Regions from separate parts of the Homo sapiens genome. Here all the other regions are linked to region 3. Evidence: chromatin contacts called from ENCODE Hi-C or POLR2A ChIA-PET data. All regions are on one chromosome and are shown on one strand. Each heading gives the region's core, a stretch centred on a gene start or an enhancer-like site at or near the end of the contact. The rest is flanking DNA. Distances are from core to core; before and after follow the strand shown. Region 1 holds the start of ELOB (elongin B). Region 2 holds the start of FLYWCH2 (FLYWCH family member 2). Region 3 holds the start of CCNF (cyclin F). Region 4 has its middle 11 kb from the start of HS3ST6.

Region 1 (2,700 bases), core at 194-2,693, 350 kb after region 3:
TGGCTTTCAATCCCAGCTCTGTCACCCTGGACTAGGCATTTGAACATTTTTTTATTTTAGAGACAGGGTCTCGCTATGTTGCCCAGGCATGCAGTGGCACAGACCCAACATAAGCGCTATCATAGCCCCCTCCAGCTTGGAACTCCTGGGCTCAAGCAATTCTCCTGCCTCAGCCTTCAGAGTAGCTGGGACTACAGGACCATGCCACCACGGCTGGCTGGTAGTTGAGCCTTTTGATGCAAAGTTTCCTCATCTGTAAACTAGGAATTACCAGAATTCTCAATTCGTAGGGCCACCAGAGGGTTTCAATGAGCTAGGAAGAAACATAAAGCACTAAGTAGACATGTGGCACACGGGACATGCACAGGCACGGTCATTTAATATTTGCTAAGTCCCAGTAGTTATGAGTGAGGAAAGGCCTTTAGAGACCATGGGAGCTGAGGCTCTGAGCCTGGAGCTAAAAGTCAGTTTCCCAGTTTCCAGCTCTAGAATCTGAACAATGCACTTGGGCGACAACCTCACAATGTTGGGAGACGTAAATCAGAGGCTGATGCATCTGACTCCCCAATGCAGACCCCAAACCCCAAGCCATTCTGACTGAATAATCTCAGTTCGTTTGCAAGGGGAAAGGGGGGCTTCTAGGACATCAGCAGGAGGTCGGGAGGTAATAACAAACGGTTGCTTGGTGAAGAACGAGTGGGACCTGACTTTCTTTGCATTCACTGAGTTCCCCACCCTCCACCCGAAGGAGTGTCCGGGGGGACAGCGTGATTCCGATGGGCCTGCGAAGAAGGGTGGGGATTAAGGGGTCGTGGTTCGAACCCTGGCGCTGCCAATGACCTTTGGCTGGTTAAGCGACCAAGCCGAACCTCAATTTCGTCAACTGCACGGCGCGGGCGATACCGTTGCAGGGGTTGCATGCCACGGTGCCCTCGGCGCCCGGGGCCCGGCACGAGGTCTAAACATCGCCCCCGGACCGGAGATCCCCGCGGCGAGCGCAGCTCGCGCTTCACCCGCACAACGGATGTCCCAGTCCCGCGGCTCGGGCGCCCGCAGGCGTCGCCGGCCGCTACTGTTTACATCGCGGACAGCGTAGGCGTCAGCCCCGTGCCCGGCGCCGGGTACCCGCTCCCCTCGGCCCGCCCGCGGGACCCACCTTGTACAGCCGCTGCTCGTCAGGAGGCCGCTTGAGGATGCCCTCGACGATGCGCTTCAGTTCGAACACCGTGCTGGACTCCTTGGCGTCCGTGAAGATGGTGGTCTTGTGGCGCCGGATCATGAGGAACACGTCCTGGGGGCGGCGGGCCGGCGTGAGCACGAAGCCCGGGCCCCCCGCGCGGCCCAGCCGCCCCCCGCCGCCCCCGGCCCGGCCCGGCCGCCCCTCCCCCACGCCCGCTCACCATCGCGGCTGCTGCCTCTCCCCTCGACGCGCCGGCGCAGCCGCGCTCCGCCCCGTTCCCGGCAGCCCGCGCGTGGCCCAGCATGCCCCGCGCCGCGTCCCTTCCCCCGGCGCAGCCCCGCCCCGTGCCGCCCCGCAGCCGCCGCCATTTTAAGTGATCTGGAAGCGGGCGGTATCGAGGGGCGTGCGGCCGCCATCCCGACGGCGGGCATGGCCTTTGGAGGCGGTGGCGCCGTCTTGGGACTGGCAGAGGGGAGGTCCCCGTGTTGGTGCGGTCCGGCGGGCTCCAAGCTCGGGCACACCGAGCTCGGGGCCGTCTTGTCGCGGCGTAGTCGTGGCCGCCATCTTGGGCAGGCTCCGCATTTGGGGTCTTCTGGCCGCCGTGCTGGGGACAGTCACCCCCGCTCCCTGACCCGGGCTGGATGCGAGGACTGTCGCCGCTCAGAGGGGCTTATGACCTGTGAAGAGCCCTGGGGGCTGCTGTTGGGCTTAGGGATGGCCCGGGCGAACTCCTTGGGCTAGAAGAGGAGGCACGGGAGCGGTTGGCGACCGCTCTTCGCAGGAGGAGGGAAGGGGCAGCTCCTTGCCCCAGGAGCCCTGGGCGCCTGTCCGCCTTCCTGCTTGGCTGCATTTCGGCTCTGAAAAGGCCTAGAGACTTGATTCTCCTGGCTGGCCGCTCTTTCCACCAAGGCCCTGTTTCCTGAATGCTGGACACTATCCTGCATCGCCCCAAGTTACATTTACATGAGAGTGAGGGCCCCCCACTTGACCTCTCCCTTGCAGAGACACCCCAGGCTGGGTCGTGCTGGGCGGGTGTCGGAGGCGGCGTTGGAGAGATGAGCCAGAGGGTGGCCCTGGACGCCAAACCGCCCTGCAGTCCTCCGAGCTGCGCTTTGAGGGCTGTTGAGAGAGGGGTGGAAGGTGGAGGTGCGATTTTTGCCTCGGCATCTAGAGAGGCGAAGGAGCAGCCCTGGGCTCCGCTGCTGACTGTGGCCATGGGCCGTTAACCTCATCAAAGCCCAGTTTCCTCCTGTTGTAGATGGGAGAGGAACAGTTTTTGAACTGCGTAGAACCTCGGCAAGTCTTAGCGCTGCATTTGTGTTTTCTAAGCTGTAATTCTAGTTATTGCTACTTTTGACTTGTGGAATGTGGCTCCTCCCTGGGGAGTCCTCCAAAGTCCCTTCCCTCGTGTGACTTCCTTCACTGCGGTTCACTGCAGCCCCTACCCCCGCTCCCAGGGTCCTCAGCATCGCAGTCCCTGCAGAACCTGTCTCTTCTTCATGACGTGAGTCATGAGGCAT
Region 2 (2,700 bases), core at 17-2,516, 450 kb after region 3:
TACAAAAATTAGCCGGGCGTGGTGGCGGGCGCCCGTAATCCCGGCTACTCAGTAGGCTGAGGCATGAGAATTGCTTGAACCCGGGAGGCAGAGGTTGCAGCGAGCCGAGATCACGCCACTGCACTCCAGCCTGAGCGACAGAGCGCAATTCTCGTTTCTAAAAAAAAAAAAAAAGCACAAAGGCCTTGAATGACACCAGACAATGCCCGGGGAGATAGGATAGTGGGATGGGGGCAGCGGGAGCCTTGGTAGCGGAGTCCACGGTGGGATTCAGAGACCTGCAGAGCCAGGGCCGGGAGGGGCAGGGCAGAGGAAGGGCGTGCAGCGACGCTGGCATTCGGACGTGAGAAGGCGGAAGGTGCGGGAGGCCCCAGAGGATCTCGACCTGGACCCTGGAGCCCTGGGGCGGTGGCACATTCAGCGGCCGCTTTAGAGCGAGGGGGGCGGGGCGCGGAGCCAGGCTTAGGGGGACCAAGGTGGCCGGGGTAGTGGGGGCGACCCCGCGGGGCTGGGAGAGCCGCGGTGAGCCTAGGGGGCTGTGCGGGGGCCGCTCTGGACGCTGCAGCCAAGTGTCCCAGGAAAGCAGCGCCCAGGGCCCCACAGCTCCCTGTGCCCGGACCCAGCCCAGTCCCACTGCAGTGGGTGGCTGGAGGATGGCGAGTGTCCCGGGCACCCCTTGGGCCGGGTGAACGTGGTTGGGCACGGAGAGGGCGGGGCCCGTGGGCACGGGTGGGCCCAATGGGCCAGGGCTGGACCAATAACGAGAAAGGATGAATGGACAGGGGCTGAACTACAGAGAGAGGGCGGGACTATTGGGCGAGGGCTGGACCAATGGGCAGGGGCTAAACTAATAGACGAGGGCTGGACCAATGGCGCGGATGAGGCTGCTGCGTCGTCAAGGATGCAGAGCTTAAAGCAAGGCAGTGGCTTCCATGAGCCTAAACACCTTCCCTCCGCACGCTCGGTATCGCGACGGGGGAGAGCAAAACCTTTAAACAAATGCTCCAGTTTTCCCCGCAGAGAGCCGGAGTCAAATCCGTGAGGAAGCCCGGGGGTCGCAGTGAAGCCCAACCCACTGGTGCTGGGATAACCTCGCCCGCAACCCGGATCCAGGCCGCAGGTCCCCCGAGGCTCCGCCCCTGACGGCGACACTCAATCCCGGGTGTCCCCGCCCCCTTACTGAATTTTGGCCCCGCCTCCGCCCTCCGATTGGCCGGACGCCAGCTCTACGCCGCACGGGCAAGACGCGGAGGAGCGGCCCCAGCCAGAAGACAGGGCACCCGCGGCCTTGCTGCGCATGCTCGCGCTGTGACCCCGGCTTGAGGTAACAGCGCGAGCTGAGGCTGGGGCCCTTGGCGCGGAGGCTGAGGGACCCGCCGCGGCGCTGTCGCCGGAGAGGGAGGGCACCGCTGTCGTCGGTGAGGACGGGCCCTGGCGGGCGGGGAGGGTCCTGCGTCCTCGGCATGGACGAGTCCCCGGCCCGGCTCTCTCGGGGGTCCCGAGGGCTGCGGGTGCTGAGGAGGGGTCCGCGTCCTGGTGCTCAGGCCGCCTCCTGTGGGGTCTCCCGCGATTCCCTCTTTGCCTCTCGCCCCTCCTTCCCCACCCCCTCCAGTCCCTTGTCCAAAGCCTCAACACCCCCACACGAAGGAGGTCCGCACTCGCCCGCCGGTCCCTGGCCGTGTCCGCCGCGCCCAGCGCTGCCTTCCCGGCACCCCCCAACCCCCGCCGGCCTCGTCCCACGGTTGCAGCTCGGGAGGTCCCTGCAGGGACGGCAGCGAGTTGGAGGCGTGAGATACTGGGGCGGGGGAGACACTCGGGGCCTCAGGGTGTGGGTATTCTTGAGAGAGGAGAGAGCCGGGGAGCTGGGACCATTTGGGCGCAGCCCAGCCCGCGTTTGATGCCAATTGCATTGGGTAAAGGAGTGAAATAAAGATTCTGAGCCCTGGTGATTAGGGGAAGGAGCTGCCATGGCTGAAATTGCCATGGTGGGGAAGCTCCGCGCTGCACACCTTAGAGTAGCAGTTCTTGGCCTTCTTGGGGCAGGGGTCACTGCCGGTTTTTTAAATCTCCCTGTGAGGACGTGTACTGCACACCTTAGTGTCCCGTCATCCTGTCGGGGTCAATAACAGCCCCGCTGTGGACTGCGTGGAGCAGTAATTATTGGGGAGCAGCTGTCCATATCGTCTGGGAACTTTTGCGATGACTTCACCCTTGCCTGTCATCTATTAACAGCCCCTGATAAATTCACCACTATTTCCGTTACGCAGATGAAACCTGCTGGGAGGGTAAGGGATTTGTCCTCGCGGCTGAGGATGCCGGTGCTGGTGGACATTAGTGATGTTTCTCCCCCGTGCGTATGAAGATGATTCTGTGGGTCCACCATGAGGCACCAGGCAGGGGTCCTGTCGTCCAGAACATCGTCAGTGAGGGATTGAACCTTGTATTAGTTTCCTGTTGCTGTCCTAACAAATAAGGTGGCTTAAAGCAACACAGGCCGGGCGCGGTGGTTCACGCCTGTAATCCTAGCACTTTGGGAGGCCGAGGCAGGCAGATCACAAGGTCAGGAGATAGAGACCATTCTGACTAACATGGTGAAACCCCGTCTCTACTAAAAAAAAAAAAAAAAAAATACAAAAATTAGTCGGGGCCGGCGCGGTGGCTCACGCCTGTAATCCCAGCACTTTGGGAGGCCAAGGAGGG
Region 3 (2,700 bases), core at 14-2,513:
TATTCCCAACTTCCAGACCCTCTCTGGGGCCACGGACTCTTCTGTACCCTGTGCTGTGATCACCTGTTTACTCTGTCTCTTGCCCCAGGCCGGCTGAAGCCTGCACGCCAGGGCTCCTGTCTGTGTGCCCAGGGCAGGCCCAGTACTTGAAGGAGTTCTATGGGGACCCGGAAGGATGGAAGGGTGCAGACTGAGGGAAGCGTGAGGGAGGGGTGGGCAGCCTTGGCCCAGGCCCCTGCCTTCCCCAGGAAAAGCCCCCTCTGTCCTCCACCAGACAGTCAGGAGGCTGCGAGTCTTCCCCTTGACAGCCTGTGCCGTAAAAGGGGTGCGGTGTGGCTGACTCCTGAAGGACAGCTCAGATGGGCACTGCCCAAGACAAGAGTGAGCAGATACGACACTTCCCGCGGCGAGCAGCTCCAGGTAGCAGCCGAGGAGGCCAGACAGGGGGCAGCATCTGGCCAAAGTGATGGGGAGGGCTTGCCCCGGGGCTGGAGCACTGAGGCGTCCAGGGTGCGCCACGTTTCGCGGGAAGAAGGGGTCAGCGTTCCGCGGGGGAGACTTCCCAGCGTCAGCTCCGACCTCCTCTTTCTCTACCACGATCCCGGCCAGCATCCCCGCCCAGCAGCGGCTCAGCCACAAACCCAAGGGTCTCCACCTGAAGCAGGCGGCGGAAGGGAAGGCCGTGCAAGCTGGGGGTGAGGGTCGCGGGCCCAGGAGCGACCCCGGGACCCGGGCAGGGCACGGCCTCGTCTTAGAAGCGCCACGTCGAGGCTGTCCCAGGCTGGATCACGGCCGCGACTGCGAGGGACGCCAAGGAGTCCTCTTTCCCCTGGCCGCAGGCGTGCGCCTTCGCAGCCCATCTGGCACCGCAGATGCCGGTCGCCGGGGTCAGCGGCGAAGCCCGAACCCATGCGGCCGGGAGGGGACGCCCACAAACCCCTGCCCGCCGGCCGGGAAGCGCTCCTACGGGACCCCAGCCCCGTTGGGGAGGCGGGGCGGCCACGCGGGTTCCACCAATCAGCGGCCAATGTTCGAATTCGCGTCCTGGCGCGGCCAATGGCGGGTCCCGGAGCAGGCGGGGAGGGCGTGGAGGGCGGTAAATGAGGCGAGCACAGGGCGGGACATGGGCGGGGCCGGCGGCGGCCCCCCCGGGCAGGCCAATGGGAGGGCCGGGTGCGTTTGAAAACTGGGGTGGGCGGCGGGGCGGGGTCTGCGCCTGCGCGAGGGCTACGCGCGCTCCGGCCGGGGCGCGGGCGCGCTCTCAGGCGGGCTCCGGCGGCAGCGACGCGAGCGCGGCGATGGGGAGCGGCGGCGGTGAGTGCGGGGCGATGTCCGCTGGTTTCTGCCCCACACCCCTTCTGCCTGCCCTGCGGGGCGGACGGTGGGTCCCGCGGGAGGGGAGGCCCTGGCGGCCTGAAGAGGGCTGGCTCGAGCTCTTTAACCCGGGGCGGATGTCGCGTCCCGCGCAGGGAGCCCCGGCGGCCGGGCGCGCGGTTTAAATGCCCGGCGGGCGCCCGAGCCCCTCGGAGCCTTCCCCCGCGGCGACGTTTTCCGGCCCTTTCCTGGGGCAACGATCGGGTCCCGGGGCAGCGATCCGGCGATCGGGTCCCGGGGCGGCGATCGGGTCTCGGGGAGCCAAACACCAGCGCCTCCTGGTCGGGGAAAGGGCTGCGGAGCGCGTGGGGGCGAAGCGATCCCGCAGCCCGGCCGGGCCCTGACCGAGCCTCAGTCCAGCGGGGCCGTGGACCTAGCTCTGTGGAAAGCAGCGTTCGGCCCCGCGCGCGTTGAGGCACAGGAAACACGAACTGTGGTTTCAGCTATTATCATAGTATCTGTCCTGGAGCCGGAGAATGAGGAATATTTTATGGAGAGGTCTATAGAATCTTTGAGAATTCGTCGCCCTGGAATACGTTTGGCTTTTGCAGCTGATTTAATTGCTAACAGGAAGACCCCGGTCAAGAGAGGGGAGCCGGGAGCAATCGCTAGGAAGTCCTAGCAAGGCGGGGAGGGATTTGGGCCCACAGAGGGGAGTGGCGCTTCCTTTCAGGACTGGAAGGAAGGATGGATAGAAAGGTAGATTTGTAGATGGGGAGGCAGGATCCTGAGGTTCCTGTCTGAGGGCTTCTGTTTCCCTGTGAAATAAGGGCTAAGGTCATCTGCTTAGAGTGAGGAAGGGGTTGCTGGAGTAGGAGTTGGAAAATCCGGCTGTGGGAAGAGGAGAGAGCACATCTGAGAAGCATGTCCGGGCTGCCTGCCTGGTGGGTGGAATGCCCGTCTCACCTTTAATGATTGCATCTGTACACAAACCTACAGGTCTAGGTTTGTGTTGGGACCTGAGCAACAACCTTACTGCGTAGCTGTCAACTCCGCATTCTACAATAGAGGGCACACTGAGACTCTGCAGAGCTGAGACTTGGACGCACACTGCCCCGGCCTCCAAGTCTGTGGCTTCTCTCCAGGGCCGACCCTTCTAATTTGGACTTGAAAACCAGACTCTTCAAGCCCACAGATCTTTATTGAACATTATGCACCTTGGTCACGTGTGCAAAAAGCAAAGCTATCCAGCAAAGGCCCCAGGAGTTTTCCTGAGAGTGAAATAGAAGGAAAACCGTCCTCAGCTTCGGCAGCTTTTTCCCCTTCCTGCCTGTCATGTGGGCTCTGGATCAGAAAGTTTCCCAATAGCCAAGTTACATGACATGC
Region 4 (2,700 bases), core at 47-2,546, 500 kb before region 3:
CCGAGGTGGGGGATCCCTTGAGCCCAGGAATTCAAGATCAGCCTGGGCAACAAAGCCAGAGCACGTCTCTACAAAAAGTTTTTTTAAAAAATTAGCCAGGCACAGTGGCTCATGCCTGTAATCCCAGCACTTTGGGAGACCAAAGCGGGAGTGTCACTTGAGCCCAGGCGTTCCAGACTAGCCTGGACAACATGGCAAAACCCTGTCTCTACTAAAAATACAAAAATTAGCGGGGCGTAGTAGCACACCTGTAGTCCTAGCTATTCGGGAGGTTGACCTGGGAGGATCGCTTGAGTCCAGGAATTCAAGGCTGCAGTGATCCATGGTCATGCCACTGCACTCCAGCCCAGGCAACAGAGAAACCCCCTTCTCAAGAAGAAACAACCAGGCCCGGCGCGGTAGCTCATGCCTGTAATCCCAGCACTTTGGGAGGCCCTGCTGGGCGGATCATGAGGTCAGGAGATCGAGACCATCCTGGCTAACACAGTGAAACCCCGGCTCTACCAAAAATACAAAAAAATTAGCCGGGCGCAGTGGTGGGCGCCTGTAGTCCCAGCTACTCGGGAGGCTGAGGCACGAGAATGGCGTGAACCCGGGAGGCGGAGCTTGCAGTGAGCCGAGATCGCGCCACTGCACTCCAGCCTGGGCGGCAGTGCCAGACTCCGTCTCAAAAAAAAAAAAAAAAAGAAACAACCCCAAACTGTAATTATGATAAACAACACCGATCTCATTTATGGAGTAGGAAATCAAGCTGGAGAGGTGGGGTCAGCCTAGGTCAGAGCAGGCAAGGACTGTGGGAACCTCTGAGGGAGGGACCTGGTCTGGTTATTATTTTGCAGAGAGGACTCTGGTTGGGGGAAGGCAGCCAGGAGCTGCCTGGGTTGTAGCGGGGAGAGGTGGGCGGAGGAAAGAGGCCTGGGATGTGGAACCCTAGGATCTAGCCCTGAGGGCGGGCCAGGTCCGGGCAGCCTGGGTCCCACGCAGCTGCCCTGAAGAAGGGGCTGGGGGCGTCCTGCCTCCACCCGCGCCCCCAACCACGCCTGCCGTTCCCACCGGCCGCGCCACCCCCGCCCCCGCCCCTGGCTCTGTCCTCCGGTGACCCTGGAAGGGGCACCCGTGGCTGCGACTGCACTCCCTGTAGCGGTCACTTCGTGAAGCCCGGCAAACCCCCTGCAGCTGCCCCTGGCACCCTCAGACGACCAGAGGCCTCGGCCTGGGTCCCCAGCACCGGCCCAAGGGCGGGCGTGGCCGAGGCGGTTTCTCTGCGCGGACGCTCGCTGCCTCCGCCGCAACCCCCGCGGCCACCCGGGGAACTGCAGCGCCGTCAGGCCCCCCGCCGCGCCTGCGCACGCAGACCACCCGGCCTGGCAGCACCGAGCGAGCGTGCCCCCTGCTGGTCAGTCCTGCGCACGGTCCCGCGCCCGGGCCCGGGAGGCCGCCTCGAGGGCCGGGGCTTGCACGTGGCCTCGGCGCCTTCGCCGACCCTACCGGACGCCCCCTCCTCCCACCTGCCGACCCGTCCGCGGGTAGGAGCCTCCCGGGAGCTGCCCACGGCCCCCACCCCCACCAGGGGCCACAGCCCCACCAGGGCCAGGCTCTGCGCGGCACCTGCCACTGAGAGAGCGGAAAGCGGTGGTTGAGCAAGGGTCTGAAGTATGGTCTGTTCCCCCATACGGGCCGCAGACGCTTCCTGGTGGCTGCTCTGAGCCAGGCCTGGGCCCCGGCGAGGGATCACGGTGTCTCAGACAGAGTTCCTTTTTATTCCCCATCCCTCGCCCGAGGTGACGGCCCAGCCGTGCCCAGGCCTGCCCGCTGCCCCTGAACCCAACCCTTGAGGGGCAAGGCCGTGCCCTGGGGAGGAAGGGGCTGCCCCCTCAGAGTCTGCTGTTCCTCAAGGAAGACGCGGGGGCAGCCGCAAGGATGGGGTATCACCCAGCAGGAGCGGGAGGGTAAGGTGACTGATTCCACACCAGACGCTCCATTGCTGGAAACACCACCCCCTCCTCCGGTGACCTGGCATACAGACCTTGCCCACAGCCATCCCTCCCTGGACTCTCAATGTGAGGGGGCCTTGGGGTCCTGCGGTTCACCCGTCTCCCCACTCAAGCAGTCTGCTTGCCGGCACCCCCCCCACCTCCTGAGCCCACTTGCCCCCTCCCACCCCCACCTCCCTACCACATCTTTTTTTTTTTTTTTTTCCTGAGACGGAGATTTGCTCTTGTTGCCCAGGCTGGAGTACAATGGTGTCATCTCGGCTCACCACAACCTCCCTGAGCCTCAGCCTCCCAGGCTGAGCCTGAGCCTCCCAGGTTCAAGCGATTCTCCTGCCTCAGCCTCCCGAGTAGCTGGTGTAGGGAAAAGAAAGAGAGATCAGACTGTTACTGTGTCTATGTAGAAAGGGAAGACATAAGAGACTCCATTTGAAAAAGACCTGTACTTTAAATAATTGCTTTGCTGAGATGTTGTTAATTTGTAGCTTTGCCCCAGCCACTTTGACCCAACCACTTTGATCCAATCTGGAGCTCACAAAAACATGTGCTGTATGAAATCAAGGTTTAAGGGATGTAGGGCTGTGCAGGACGTGCCTTGTTAACAAAATGCTTACAAGCAGTATACTTGGTAAAAGTCATTGCCATTCTCCAGTCTCAATAAACCAGGGGCACAATGCACTGTGGAAAGCTGCAGGGACCTCTGCCCTTG

Evidence for each region. Hi-C counts contacts between places; a loop is a spot of excess contacts on that map. ChIA-PET counts read pairs that join two places held with the same protein, here RNA polymerase II (POLR2A). Pooled maps may share reads with other maps.
Region 1: a loop to region 3 is called in a pooled map, with 6 times the contacts of the local background. The contact joins the promoter of ELOB here to the promoter of CCNF in region 3. A Hi-C loop is called at or near these places in 6 of 50 pooled maps.
Region 2: a loop to region 3 is called in a map of sigmoid colon, with 6 times the contacts of the local background. The contact joins the promoter of FLYWCH2 here to the promoter of CCNF in region 3. A Hi-C loop is called at or near these places in 1 of 168 maps with a recorded cell type or tissue (sigmoid colon), 1 of 37 single-sample maps with no recorded cell type and 10 of 50 pooled maps. POLR2A ChIA-PET finds 5 or more read pairs at or near these places in 2 of 52 experiments (GM12878 and T-cell).
Region 4: a pooled map shows a loop between it and region 3 (4-fold over the local background). The contact joins the enhancer-like site here to the promoter of CCNF in region 3. A Hi-C loop is called at or near these places in 2 of 50 pooled maps. POLR2A ChIA-PET finds 5 or more read pairs at or near these places in 4 of 52 experiments (BJ, HEK293, activated naive CD8-positive, alpha-beta T cell and 1 more).

The regions. Positions count from the first base shown.
Region 1 is chr16:2,775,837-2,778,536 of GRCh38, forward strand. ELOB (elongin B) reads right to left here and starts at 1,444. Exons shown (of 4, transcript NM_007108.4): 1 at 1,401-1,444; 2 at 1,157-1,291. The coding sequence starts at 1,403. RefSeq lists a silencer at 1,435-1,564 and enhancers at 1,635-1,774, 2,422-2,700.
Region 2 is chr16:2,881,949-2,884,648 of GRCh38, forward strand. FLYWCH2 (FLYWCH family member 2) reads left to right here and starts at 1,267. Exons shown (of 4, transcript NM_138439.3): 1 at 1,267-1,418. RefSeq lists an enhancer at 184-684 and silencers at 413-882, 1,383-1,552, 1,643-1,702.
Region 3 is chr16:2,428,184-2,430,883 of GRCh38, forward strand. CCNF (cyclin F) reads left to right here and starts at 1,264. Exons shown (of 17, transcript NM_001761.3): 1 at 1,264-1,314. The coding sequence starts at 1,299. RefSeq lists enhancers at 325-904, 340-519 and silencers at 730-1,579, 1,590-1,639.
Region 4 is chr16:1,928,480-1,931,179 of GRCh38, forward strand. No RefSeq gene overlaps it. Among named protein-coding and RNA genes, the nearest start is that of HS3ST6, 11 kb to the left of the region's middle. Within about 2 kb of position 1,297, at least 21 of the 41 ENCODE cell types and tissues checked have a DNase peak (open chromatin) inside an H3K27ac peak, as active enhancers do.